Linked DNA regions of Mus musculus: region 1 is linked to region 2. A link is a contact called in ENCODE Hi-C or POLR2A ChIA-PET data. All regions are on one chromosome and are shown on one strand. The core of a region is the stretch at or near the end of the contact, and the rest is flanking DNA. Distances in the headings are between cores, read along the strand shown. Region 1 holds the start of Gsdme (gasdermin E). Region 2 holds the start of Mpp6 (membrane protein, palmitoylated 6 (MAGUK p55 subfamily member 6)).

Region 1 (6,723 bases), core at 1,353-3,852, 150 kb after region 2:
GAGAATGCCTGGGGCTGCTGGCTTCTGAGAACAGGGAATCTTAAAGGGAAAGGCTAGGGTGATGACTGAATGAGAGACCGCCATCACTCGCACTTGGGTGGGTCTGGTCCGCTCACTGACACGTTGGACTCTGAGTTTTGAGGCAGCCTATTCTTTCTCCCTTCCTACTTAAGATTCCTCCTCCTTCTCCTCCTCTTCATTTTTCTTTTTTTATTGACAGTTTGAGGCCTGCCCCGAACTCCATAACCTCCTGTCTCTGCTTCCCAGAGGTAGGATAGACTTCTTCTTCAGAGCTCTGGCCTTGCCACAGCCAGCCCCGGATTCTAGGGGAGCGCCCATCAAACGCCAAACACACCACATAAAGAGCAGGGCCAACACATGCTGGGTTCCTGCTCTCTGCCAGGTGATGGGCAGGATGCTTTATGTATTTCCTCATTTATTCTCCAGAACAACTCCCTGAAGCAAACATTTTCATCATACTGCAGATGTGAAAACTGAAGTTGAAACACATTAAGTAATTTTCCCAAGACCTTGAGAAACAGACACATCAGAGGCCAGCCTGGTGTTGCTTCGAGCTGAACTCGAATTCCCCTACTGAACATGAACAGGGACACAGGACATCCACATGAAGTAAGGGCCCTGTGGTCACAAACCACGGCAAAAAACAAGACCACTCTGTCACCGTGATCAACCAGAAATCAAGCACTAATGCTCTCCAAGCCATGAAGGGGCCAATACCACCATCCTCCCAGTTTATCTAGTGACTGACTGCTGCTTGGCCAACCCCAGCCACAGCCTAACTCTGCCAGGCTTTCCGAGTAGCAATGAATTGTGAAGAGTTGCAATCAGAATTTTTCCCCACTTAAAGTCAGCCTCTAGTCTAGAGCAAAGAACTCCCTCTGAAATCACAGACAAACTACATCCCTCTTGCTGCAAGGAGCAAGAAAACCCAGCAGGTCCAGATCCCAGTAGCTTTGACTTGGGGACCTTGAATGTCCACCAACAGAATTCATACTGAGCCAAAAAGACCACCTTGACTCCAGAGCAGGTGCTTCGGACCACCCTGCTCTGCTGACCCCTAGTTAATGTTTTCTTTTTTAATTTAGATGCATTTGATTCATTTGGTAATGACAGTGTGTCAGGACAGGCCAATTTCAGTTATGGTAGAGACAAAGCCATTGCCTTGGAAAATGTATCTTTCCACCAATAGTGTGTGAAAGGAACAAAGGGTGGTCAGAGGATAGGCCTGAGCCTGGCAGGGCAGACCGAAGCAGGCAGCCAAGGCTTTGAGGAGGAGCAGAGGAGAGTGGGACAGAGGTTACGATCAGAGGGAGACAGATATGGTGGCACAGCTTGTAATCTGGGTACTCAGGGCTAGAGAGGTTGAGGCAGGAGAATTACAAATCCAAGACCAGGCTGGCCCTCACAGACAGATAATATCTTTAAAAAAATGTTTTAATTAATTTTCAAAGGTAAACACAGTTATGGGGATTGGCAGAGCTTTCCTGTAATCCTACCACTTGGCCATGGGAGAAGCCCCAGGATCAGAGTGTTCAAGGGCAGACCAGGCTCCCAGGACTGGATCTCAAAAAGAAACGAGAAGATTCCTATGTATAAAGAGGAGACCTCTCCAAGGACTCCAGAGTTCAAAAAGAACAAGAACACCCTGTGGCCAATATACAGCTTCCTCAGGAGGCAGGCCATCCTGGAGTCCAGGGATGTGGGCAGGCAGTCTAGGTTGCTGCTCTCTCTGATCAGGGGTCCAGCCTTTCTTACAAGAAGCACTCCTAGGTGATGCATGTTGAAGAGAATTCATTGTTATTGCATATCTAGATTCTGTTCCTCCAACAGCTCAGATCTTTTCCTTCCACTCCCAACTCTGCCTACGGGTTGACTGTCACCTGGGCCCAGCTGTCCTGGAGCATCCTCCCTGACTCCTCTCTCCAAGTCCCATTCAGACTCCCAGTGAGTGGCTGGCTGTTTTGTTCAGGCTTCAGCAAAGCCTGGAAGCTGCCTGGTGTCTTTCCCTGAGGGGTGCAAGTGGGAAGAACCCCTCCCCAAACGGCCACTCCAGGCAAAAGGCCTCACAGTGAAGAGGTTCAGTCAGTTACCCCAGGTCAGGCAGGACCCATGCCAGCCTGTGATCTTCCTGCACATGCACTCATGCACACACTGGATCCTTCTGACACCGACACAGGAGAGAGATTAGAAGACAAAGGATGGATGCATGGGATATGGTGAAGGCATGGTGAGATGGGGTGCCAGAGAACACCAGCTGCACTTGCCACATCCCAGGACCACAGGAGTGGTGGTGATCATGGTGGAAGGGGCAAGGATGGAATGGAGACAGGGCGAGAATGAGACTATGGGTAAGAAGGAGCAGCTGCTCCTACTGGAAGGTGGGGAGAAAAAAGGAGATCACTACCCCAATCGCCCGCCTCTGGGAGATGTAAGGGGATCTTCCGGGGCAAAGGGGAGCCGACAATTTGCCCCAGGCCAGGACACAATGCGGGCGGAGGGAAGAGGAGCCCAAGCGGAACCCGCAGCTCGCGCCCGCCGCCACTTACCCGCGCGCCGCCTCTCCGTCCTGCACGCTCCGTTCTTTCACGCGCACGCGCGCGTTCCCGGACACCCACAGAGAAGAGGAGGGAGGGCCTGGACCTTTGCTCCGTCCTGCCCCTGGATGCCTCAGCCGGTCCACAAGCTAAGGGATGGCGCCGGGGGCGGGGCTGAACCCGGGAGCTGGGGGACCTGGCAGCAGAGTTAAAGGCGCTAGCTGGTCTAGGAGATCCAGGCAGCACCAGAGACTACTTCTAACCAGACACTGCCTGTCTTCCTTCCGGAACTGCCAACCGTCCGGGTCAGTCTCTGGCTCTCCATCTGCTCCACAGGAGGAAGATGGGGACGAGACTGTGGCCTACTGGCTACAGTTCCCTCATCCCACCCACCTCCCCTTCTCTATGCCCCTGGTTCTCCAGAGCCTGTCCAGGCACTAAGAGGGTGTGAGCTGTCAGCGTGGCTTTGCAGTGTCCAGGAAACTCCCACCTTGGCCTTGGCAACCCTTGCACTTGTTTGGGGCTTGGAGCTTGGTGTTGAGTAGCTTAATCAGAGAGGTAAGCTCTCTGAAGGCAGAATCAAGCCTACAGGCGCTTGGTAAACTGAGGGAGAGGATTGAAGCAGAACGTTGCACCCTCTGAGTCAATTTTTATAGGATGTTCTTTCCCGTGCAATAAATAGAAAAAGAGAATTCTCCTTCTGCACCCCCACCTCCAAGCCCCGGATTTACACACTCAGAGAGTAGCCGCACTTTGTGGCTGCCCCAGTGGGGAGGAGCCTGGGAGGCTGCTAAAAGGGTGGAGTCTCTTTTGGTCCCCTCACGTCAAACCTCTCCTAACTATCCACACTACTACCCTCTGTAGCTCCTTCCATACTCTATGATTCTCCTGTGCTCCAACAGCCACCACTCTACTATATGTAGAATACAAACGTCTTCCCTAAATCTTCATGTCTCAGAGGACAGTAACTTTTGTCTGCTTTATTGACAGTGTCCGGCTCCAAACTTGAAACTTACTGCATAGTAGATACTCAGTAAATTATGCTTGGATTAAATGAGATGGCCAGCATAGCATGCAAAGGTGCCTGGCGCCAAGTCTGACCATCTGATTGGGTCCCAGAGCCCACACAGTGGAAGAACTGATTCATACAGGGTACCCTTCAGTTATCCCCTGACACACACATGTATATAATAAAAAAAAAATCTTTTAGAGAAATGAACTGTCGCGTTTGTTCCTCAGACGGGGCAGATGGAGATTGTGGGGTGGACTTCATAAGTTATCCCGGTTCAAGCTTTCTTTTCTAGCAACTTAAGCCATGTAAGGGGATGAAGATTTTTGGTGTCCATCGCCTTTTGACCTGGCCGGTTAGCTTAAGGTCATCCTCAAAGCTGGTCCAGGCAATGCTTATACTGAAGGCCCCAGTTCTGTTCAGCTAGCTCCTCACTTGTAACTGATGTGCACAAGGAAGGCATAGGAGGTGGGTATTGGATGAGGGAGTAAATAGAAATTGCTAGAGCTGTTCGTCTGGTCCCCTGCTTTGCCCGTGTGAGTGAGTGAGGTCAAGATGCATCCAAATCTGTAGAATCTCATCCTGAGATCAGCAGGAGTTTCCTGTTTTCTCCTTGCCCAGGGCCTGTATGTTCCAGTGCTACACGTCGGGCTTACAACCCCCACCTCCACTACCCTTGAGGTAGCCTGGTGGTCAAATTACAGGTTTAACTTCCTCTCTCCCTATAAAGACATGACCAGCAAGCTCCTGGAATTCCTCTTCATGCAAATGAGGCATTCCTAGTACCTCAGTCCCAGCCAATGATATGCACCCATCTCGAAAGCCCCTACCCACTCCCCAACGTTCCTACAGCCCTTGTTACCCCCAATAAAGGAGCACTGTTCTGCTGAAAACCATCTCTGGATAAACCTACCCAACCAGCTGCCTGGATACCCCCAGGACCCAGGCCAGCAGAAAAGAAAAACCAGTGTTTTAGCCTGGTCAAGAGTTTTACGATCTATTTTGTCGGTTTCTTGGCTGATGCTATGGTTTGTTCCCCAGAGTCCAAGTCCATCACAGTGCTGAGAGGGGCACTGATAAGAGGGCTATTACACAAAGGCTCTGCCCTCTGAGACATTGTTGACAAGGAAGTGGGTTGGTCGTCGTAGAAACTGGTTCCGACCAAAGGAGCTTGGCAACCCTCCTTCCCAGCTGTTCCTTCCCTTCTCCCTTCAGTCTGGGGATGACTGAGCAAGAGGGTTATCTAACACACCTTGACCACGAACTCCTCAGCCTCCAAAGCTGAAAGAAATAAAATCTGTTCTTTATAACTTACCCAGACTCAGGAATTCTGTTCTAGCCTCCTAGTCAAGTAGGAAGTGTCAAGTTAACTGTTATCAGAGTTTATTGCCCTGGAACCTGAGGCATTAACCTTTTGAGCAGAGTCATCTTCATTGCAGATCATTCAAGCAGACCCCACCCAGAGGGCTCCAGTTGGCTAACTAGGTCATCACTGGAAACTGAGACTCCATGAGTTTCTGAAGCAAGGGCTCCTTCAGATCTTTTCACTCTTTCTACCCTGTGCAGTGGCTATTCACCAACTGCCAGAGGGAGACAGCAGCAGCTGATGTGTAGGTGACACTCTTCAGGTCCTGTCATCTCCTGATGTGCTTCTGAGTGTATTACATGAAAGATAAACCCATCTAACCCTCAGAGCCAATTTTGGGTCCAAGGGGTGTGAGACACAACCTGGGAAGTAATGGCAAAGAGTTTAGCTGGGGCAAAGAGCATACCATACAGAAGAATGTGGGTCCTGGGACTGGAACTCTGGCCCTCTGCAAGAGTAGGCTACACTCTTAATCACAGAGCCATCTCCCCAGCCCCATATTTTAATTTTTAAATTACATATGTGTTTCTTGAATTGTTAAGTAGAATATTTGAAGATTTCAGGTACAAAAATCAAAACAAAATATAGGATTCTAACCTTAGAGCATCATTGGTATGTTCCATTAGGAAGGGGGGCGTGGGAACACCCTCACTACAGATAAGTTGGGATGCTTCTATTGTTGACAAGTATTTGCTTCTCAGAAGATTCATCACATAAACTGTTTCAAGTTGCACACCTTGCTAAATACTTTACTATCCTCTGGGTATTTACTGTTCTATCACAGTGTAAGCTGATGTCCCAATTATCAATGGCTTCATAACTAGATGTTCCCAAACTTTATAGCTTGAAACATCATTTTCTTAGACCTTCCAGTTTTGCAGGCTATGACTTCTGGCCAGGCAGCTTCATAGTCTTTCAGTTCCATATGACATTATCTGGAATCCCTCCAAGGCCTTTAGCTGCTGATGGCAAATGGTCTGGTCTGAAATATAGCTTTGCCAATTTAATCCCTTCAGGTTACTGTAACAATATATTATGGACTGTGTGGCTTATAAACAACAGAAATTTGTTTTTAATTTCATAGTAGTCTGTAATCAAGGGACTGGCAGATTCCATACCTGTTAAGAATATTTCCTGGTTCTGAGATGGTGAAAATTCATGAAATTGTCACATGGTAGAAAGTACCACTCTTGGATATGGTCCACTCTCATGCCCCATCTCCCTGCTTATGCTACCACATGGCCAATTAGTCTTCAACTATATGAATTTTAGAGGAATGCAAACACTAAGAGTCACATTCTTCCTCTCCATTAGGGGAATCACAACAACTCTGCATAATGTTTCAATCTAATTCTTGTTTTCATTAAACACAGAGTGAAAATACCTGGGTTTGTCAATGGTTGGAGTACAAACAAGTATCAGCACTGAAGAAATTGGTAACAAGACCAATAGTCATCCAGCAGATGTTGAGTTTATAGAAACATTCTAAGTGCTACAACTCAGAGCTATGCAAGCTCCCCCAGTCCTATTGTTATCAGTAGTAACTGTGTTTAGCACTCAAGTTGTCTGTATCCAGCATCTCTTTAACAAGCATTTATTAAGGAAGTGCCCTGGGCTGTAAGGGAGACTAAAGATCCCTTCTACCATCTCAGCTCCTAGTTAGACTCCCTATATCAGATTAACAAGAGGAAAACCCCCCACACACAAATATATTAGGGTGCAGCATACTAAATATAAAATTTAAATATAAAAGACATGTGTGGATCCGGGCACCTTCCCTGCCAGAGGAGAGG
Region 2 (6,878 bases), core at 2,401-4,900:
GGCTTTAATTGTAATGGTTTTTTAAAAAAATATGAACTACTACTGTTTTCTTTAGTTGCTAGTTCAGGAGAAGATTCTGCTAAGAACACAGCTTGTTTATTTTGGATTGTTGGCCAGTGAGACTTCAGGGAGATTAAAATTACAAGAAAAGGCCCTGACAGCTATCTATGTAAGCAAGGTTAAAACAACATTATTCGCAGTCAGCTGCGGTCCTAGGCTTTGCAAAGCCATGCTGTTGGAATGCTCAGAGATTTGGGGACCAGGAGATCTCGGGGCAGCCAGGTGAGATTAATCTGGAGAAGCTTTAGAAAGGAGATAATTTTAAGCTGTTTTGAAAGGAGACTATTCTAGTCAGTTGGCAAAGAGTCTTAGAGCACAGGATTAGGTATTTTAATTTGATTACTTGCGATAATTTGGAGCTACCCCAGTGTTGTGAAGAGACCACGTAAGTGCTTCCTGGAAGATGAGTCATCTCCACAGTTCCTACCTCTGATGTACCATGTAACTACCTGGAGAGCCCAGAAACGCACTGTTACCCAGGTTGTACCCTAGGTCAGTGCATCTAGGGAGGTACCCAGGCATGAGTGGTATTTTGTGTTTGGTCTTCTCTTTGTTGTTAAGTTCTTAGGGTGATTCTGATAGCCAAAAATGGCATAAGTTTCTCTGAGTGTAGGGCAAACTGTAAGCAGGTATAGAACAGGCCAGAATTAGAAAGGTTAGCAAGATGGCGGAAACTGGGGAGACCAGCATAGCCTTGTGTACAGAGATAAAAGACTGAAAGGAAACTATTCTGGAGGGAGCCTTGCTCAGGCTGGGCGATGCTTGTCAGTTGCAATTTTTCACAAAGCTATCCTCTAAGAACACAGTAGCTCTTATGATGGATCACTTGGAAAATGAGCACATAGGATGTGATTTTTATTTTTATTTTATTTTTTTAACATTTGGGGGCTCTTGCTATTAGAAAAATTCCTCTGTTTCTGTAAGAGCACATTTGGTCAAAGGAGACACACCATCATATAAAGTTTTACTAATACACTTAAATATTCTTATTTTATTTTTGTGTACTTTATGGGTATTTTATCTACATTTTATGTAGGAGCATCACATGCATTCTGGGTGCTCTCAGAGACCAGAAAAGTGTGTCAACTCACCTGGAACTGGAGTTACAGACGATTGTGAGCTGCCATGTGGGTGCTGGGAATCCAACTCAGGTCCCATGAAATAGCAGCAAGAATTGCTCTTAATCACTGAGCTGTCTTTCCAATCTCAGCATATTTATATTTGAGGGAGGAAAATAAAAGCTAACTGATAAATGTTGGGATTTTTTTTAATTCTGATTTTTTTTTGGTTGAGTTACAGCTAGGATATAGTGAAATTACGATCCATTTAGACTTTAGAGTTGAGATTAACCTTGAAGGAAGAGGAAAGTCAGGCCATCAACAACACTGAAGAGAAGGAAGAGGAAAGTCAGGCCATCAACAACACTGAAGAGAAAGATGCAATGTCATTTTCAACCCTAACTGTCTCCTTCCCTGGAATGAAGCTTTGTAACAGGTGCGGGAATGGATAGGTGGTGTTTCAGGAATGACATTCTCTCAGAAAGATGAGCTGGCAAGCAAGGGCAGGGGTTTCCATGTTCAAGTCAGATCATTTCCAATGGACTCTGGCATGTCCCACTTTTACAGTTTAGAAGAAGGGCAGAATGTCTCAAGGTGGGCTATTATTTATAATAAGAAGTACTGCTTCATGGTATAACCGGTACAGGAGTGTTTGATAAAACAGACACTGACAGAAAACTTCACTGGCAAAAACTCCTAGAGAAGAAGTGACTGAAGACAGCCATTGAAGCAAAATCATTTTTCTGATCTTCAGGATGAGTTCGGGACAGTGATCAGCCTCTATAACGTTCAGATGCACGGGGACAAGAGTGTTGGCAAGGGCTGGTCCTAGAGGTCTGCTTGCTGTGATTTGACAGAGATTCTCTACTTCCTCCTCAAACCTCCTTCAGCCAATTTCCTCCTGTTTGTAGGGACGGAGTAGAGTGTGACAGGCTAGTACACTGTTTCCACTGGACCTTTGAGAGAATAAAGGTACAATATAGGGAGCAGCATATCCAGAAATGGCAGTCACTTCCTGCCCCTCTACAGAGCAGCTACAATACTGGCTAGAAAAGTCTGTGGTGAAGTGGGAATTGAAAGGGCAACCTTCTAAAGGTTTACAGGTCTGGGGTAGAGTGCTGTAGGAAGGAGCCACTGAGTATCCAGAAAAGTAAGAAAACCCCGAAGAGTCCACACCACCGTGAGAGGTCAAACCATGATACTCTCTGCCTATGTCTTACTTCTCACCTTTGGGCACCGAGCCCACTCGGTCTCATTTCACAAGGTGAACTTGGCTATAGGGGACCACAATACCTACCCAAAGTTACTCCGTGCTCCTCGGCACATTCCACTTTTCTTAATTGCTTCCAATTTCCTTTTCTCAGGTTTGCTGTTCCAGGAAAAAGGGTTCTAAATTAACGCTCTACAAAGTCCCCCTACATGTTGGTTTGCAAAATTAATGATCCTCATGGCAGAGCAAATTAATCTTTGATGCTTGGTTGACGCTAAAGACAAAACTCACTGGGGCCCTCTTAAGACACAGAATCAGAGTCGTCCCCCACCCCCGCCCCTTTTCCCTTCCGTGCCAGCTACATCCACAAAGTAGGCAGTGCATTACATCTCAGAAGCCCATCTCTGAATCTTGTCGTCAGTCTGTGCAGGGGCTGTGCAAGGTGCTCAGAAGCTAGGAGAGGCTACGCAGTGGAAGCCACCAGATAGATGGTCACAGGAGAAGTTCCACTTGCACTTTCTACAGCTACTGAGGAGACGTGTTGCTCCACTGAAAGAACACTACTTGCTTCAATTTTAGGGAGACTATGACAGCATCTGCGAGAGCCCACAGCACAGGTCTGAGGGCTTGCAGAGAGATCTCAGAAAGGACTGGAAGCTCTCGCACTGCTACTGTAGTTCTAGCCAGAAGCGTTTGCTACATTGCAATGCTCAATTCCTTTTAGCTTAAAAAAAAAAAAAAAATTAAAGCTACACGCCTGTCAAAAGGACACTTTCTGAGAGGGCACCCATCAGCAATCATCCCACTCCGCGCAGGGTCGCGGCTGGAGGCACGGTACTCCGTCCTCCTCCTCCCAGGTCTGGGAAAGCCAGATGTTTGGGAGGGTCTGGCTAAGCCCGCTCCACGATCCCGCCCGAGCCCTGGCACTATGAAAGAAGCTAGTGTCCTTTCATTTGTCGGGTGTGAACCATAGCCTCGGGTTGGGCCTTTGGGAGAAAATTCAGTCCCCCTTCAAGTCCACCTCCGAGTCAGGGCTGTAAGAAGAGTGGCGGGCGCGGGCTCCAGGACTCTCGCGTCTCCTTTGTGCTATAAGCCGCTCTCGGCCGGTTCCCGCTCCTCTCCCACAGAACGTGGAGGACGCGCGCTGGGCCAGGGCGACCCTAAGGGACCCGCCCGCAGGGCCCTCTGGTGGTAGCACCTGGCGGCCAGGCCACAACCGAGGGGCGGGGCCGGGCTGGGCGGGGGTTGGCGGGGGAGGGGGGGAATCTCCGCGCGCACGAGTCCGCGCGCTCGCCGCGTCCGGCGCACGCGCGAGGCCGGGAGGAGCGCGCCCCGGCGGCGACGGCGGGAGCGGAGCGGCTGAGAGAGGCTGGCCGCGCGGGCCGGCGGGCAGCGGCAGCGCCCGGAGCCGGGCGAAGGGCGAGGCCGGCGGGGACGGCGGAAGTCGCCCGCCCGACCGCGAGCCCCTGAGTCGGTAGATGGGGCTGCGCGGCGCCCGCGACTGATGAGTGGAGCGGCGGCGCGGAGGCGGCCGAGGTGCGAGCCGGTGAGTGGCGGCCCCACGCGGTGCGGTAACGGCCGGCCCCGGAGCCCCAAGCCCGGCGGCGCCACGCGGGCCCCGCCCCTGCCACCTGGGCGCGGGAGCCGTGGCGTGTCCCTCGCGCGCCCCTCGCCCCACGCGTCCCCCGCGGGCCGCCCCTTCCGGGCGGGGCCGGCCGCCTCCCTCTGCGGCGCGGGCGCCTCGGCGTGGACCCGGGCGGGCGAGCGAGCGGGCTGGCGCTGGGACTGACACCTTTGGGGGCTCAGAGATCCCGGGGAGGAGGCTTGCTGCAACTCCTGCTGCCACTTCCGAGCCACGAGGTTCCAGTTGTTTGGCTAAAGTGGCGGTGGGCGAGCACACGCCTCTGCGGGGGCGGTCGCCGCTCAGCGCGTGCTCTCCGAGCTGGACACATTTGCCTGAAAGCAGAAAGGTGCCTGCCTTCTCTTCCCCCACTTCTATTTTGGCCGGACGGCAGGCCGGAGGGGAGTAGATGCAAGATCGGACAGCGCGGTGACAGCTTGTGGATTGGTTGGGGTGTCTTTGGTTATTTTTCTTGCTGGGGGGACTCTTTTTTTTTTTTTTTAACACTTTATTGGGAGTTTATTCTCAAGGTACCAGTTCCTGGGATCGCAGCTCGAGAAAACATTCATTAAGCTCCCCTTTTCTGGGGTGAGTATTTGTGTAGGTGGGGAGAAGGGTGAGGAAGAGACTCAAGGCTGTAGGCAAGGCTCAGAAAATTCTCCGCATTACTCAAAAAGCAGCCGGTTAAGGTCAGGCTAGCCATGCTTTTACTCTTTTCCTACGCCTCTGGGAATTCTTGGAATTTTACTTTAGCCCTCCTGAATGGGGTTCCTTGTCATATAGCTGACAGCATTCGGGGTGCGTTAAATTGGTCTTCACTTGGAATATGAGTTAGCAGCCATTTCTTCCCATGTGGTGTTTCAGGTCATTATTTCTTTTTTGGAAACTTACATACGTCTCATGTGTACTAAAACTATCTCAGCCTTGGTTAAGGGTAAATTTTGGTACACTGGTCAAACAATGCACCAGCCTTTGGCTGTGTAGTTATGATAAACTACTAGGCCTGATTGTAGTTTTGTGGTTAGAGGCCTTATTGCTCTGTAAACAAATAACTTTGGGGGTTGTTTCATTTTGAGGTCATTTGTTTCTTAAAGCTTTCATATATTTAAATTATTAAATTATTGTTTAAATACATACATTGCTCTATAAGGCTCATGTTTCTTTTATTCCAAATTAGGGTTACATAATGCAAAAATGGTTACACTTTGAGTTGCTCTATTTTGTCCTATGGAGACTACAGGCTATGTAGGAGCGCGGGCTTATGGTGTGTGTGTGTGTGTGTGTGTGTGTGTGTGTGTCTTGTAATTATTGCAGTGAATCTCATTTCCACCTTGGAATATTGAAACACACACACACACAAAGTTTTGAGGTAAAAATATCAAGCTGTTAGAGTTAAGTTTGATAGCTCTGTACAAGACAATCCTTTTTTCTCCTCTTCAGGAAAACTGTTGGATTTTATAATTTTTTTAAAAAAAATATTTGAGGGAGCAATTTGCTTTTTTTCCTAAGCTCATTTTTTTTTTCCCCCTGAAGCTGAAATTGTGTCAGAAGGCTACCCAGGCTGCTTCTCTCCTTTCCCTTTAAATTTGAGATTGAAAACAAAAAAGACAGTCACAAGACCCTGGGTACCTGTTTTATAATGTTTTAAAATTGTGTTGCTTGTTTGACTATATACCATACCTATATGAGCTTTACCTCTGAATAATGGAAGATTATCAGAAGACAACAGATGTTTTAATTAAATGCTTTGCACATTTTGGACATCTGAGCTTTATCAGAAGTGGGTGACATCCGCAAATCATTTCTGAGAGAGTGAGTTGCAAACAATACAGAGCTCAAGCTAGTCAGACAGTTAAAACACTAATAAAATTAATACAGAGAAAGGTAGGAAGACCTGATTGTATTGTTTATGTCATGTACAGTCAATGCGGATTACTAGTGAGAAGGGAACTTTTGTAAATTGTAAGTTGGGTATGTAGTAAAGCTGATAAATTCTCATTTTCCATGTATTTCTTTTGATATGTAACTAAATTTGTATCAGAACTGATCTTCAAGTAAATGTAGTTACAAAGGATATGCTGATATTTAGGGATGGTCAAGCAGATTTGAAAAGTACTCATCTATTTGAGATAACTGTCATCCCCAGAAAAATCTATCGAGAAAAATTATTGTAGTTTTGTTTTACTGTTAGTTTTTTTCCTTCCAAAATAGTGCTGTGTTCATAAACATGGGATCTGAAATCATGATGCTCTCGCTACTCTCGTGTGGGGTACTAGTATTTGATTACATTTTTGTCTAATTATAGGCACCAGCTTTACCTAGAGTATTTTTGGTTGGAGTCAAAGCCAGGGCAGTGATTAGCCCAGACGTGGCTGTCATTTATTTGTGACCACTTGGGGGAGCCTTTGCAGTTCATCTCAACAGATCCCTGCTCTGCGTGCTCTGGCTGCTAATCGTCCTGGGCGCTTTGCCAAACTGCTGGAGCGGCTGCTAAGGAGGCTGCATTGAGAACCGAGTCTGGAGCTCAGTGTGTGTGATGCCTTCTCCTCTAACTCACACTCCACTCCACTCACCAAATACCTCTCCTCATAGACTTAGTAACAGTGTACTTTTTGGGCTACTGCTAGTTCCATGGGCTAACTAACCATGAAATCTTGGATTCATGAGTGCTTCCAGAGAGCTGATTTTACTGGCATTAATCTTAGGAGCAGTGCAGGCTTGATGTACACAGATGGTAGTTGTGTTGAAGGGTCTGGGGAGATCATCACTCTTGTATGAAATATACTAACTCCAAACCTTTTTAGAGCAGATTAGGCTCCTTTTAAAAACTTTTAGAGGAAGAGATAGCAAAGCACCTCTTTTAGTTAAATCTGTGTTCATGTTTGTGCAGAGAAAAGGTGGTCTTCTGTTAAAAACCTATACTCTTTGA

What was found. Hi-C counts contacts between places; a loop is a spot of excess contacts on that map. ChIA-PET counts read pairs that join two places held with the same protein, here RNA polymerase II (POLR2A).
Region 1: a map of left cerebral cortex shows a loop between it and region 2 (2.3-fold over the local background). The contact joins the promoter of Gsdme here to the promoter of Mpp6 in region 2. A Hi-C loop is called at or near these places in 1 of 37 maps with a recorded cell type or tissue (left cerebral cortex). POLR2A ChIA-PET finds 5 or more read pairs at or near these places in 2 of 5 experiments (Patski and embryonic stem cell).

Annotation. Positions count from the first base shown.
Region 1 is chr6:50,259,167-50,265,889 of GRCm38, forward strand. Gsdme (gasdermin E) reads right to left here and starts at 2,603. Exons shown (of 10, transcript NM_018769.4): 1 at 2,568-2,603.
Region 2 is chr6:50,106,591-50,113,468 of GRCm38, forward strand. It overlaps Mpp6 (membrane protein, palmitoylated 6 (MAGUK p55 subfamily member 6)), which reads left to right and starts at 3,651. Exons shown (of 13, transcript NM_019939.2): 1 at 3,651-3,874. It overlaps Gm38805 (a long non-coding RNA gene), which reads right to left and starts at 3,567. Exons shown (of 3, transcript XR_869061.1): 1 at 3,350-3,567; 2 at 2,416-2,487; 3 at 1,065-2,074.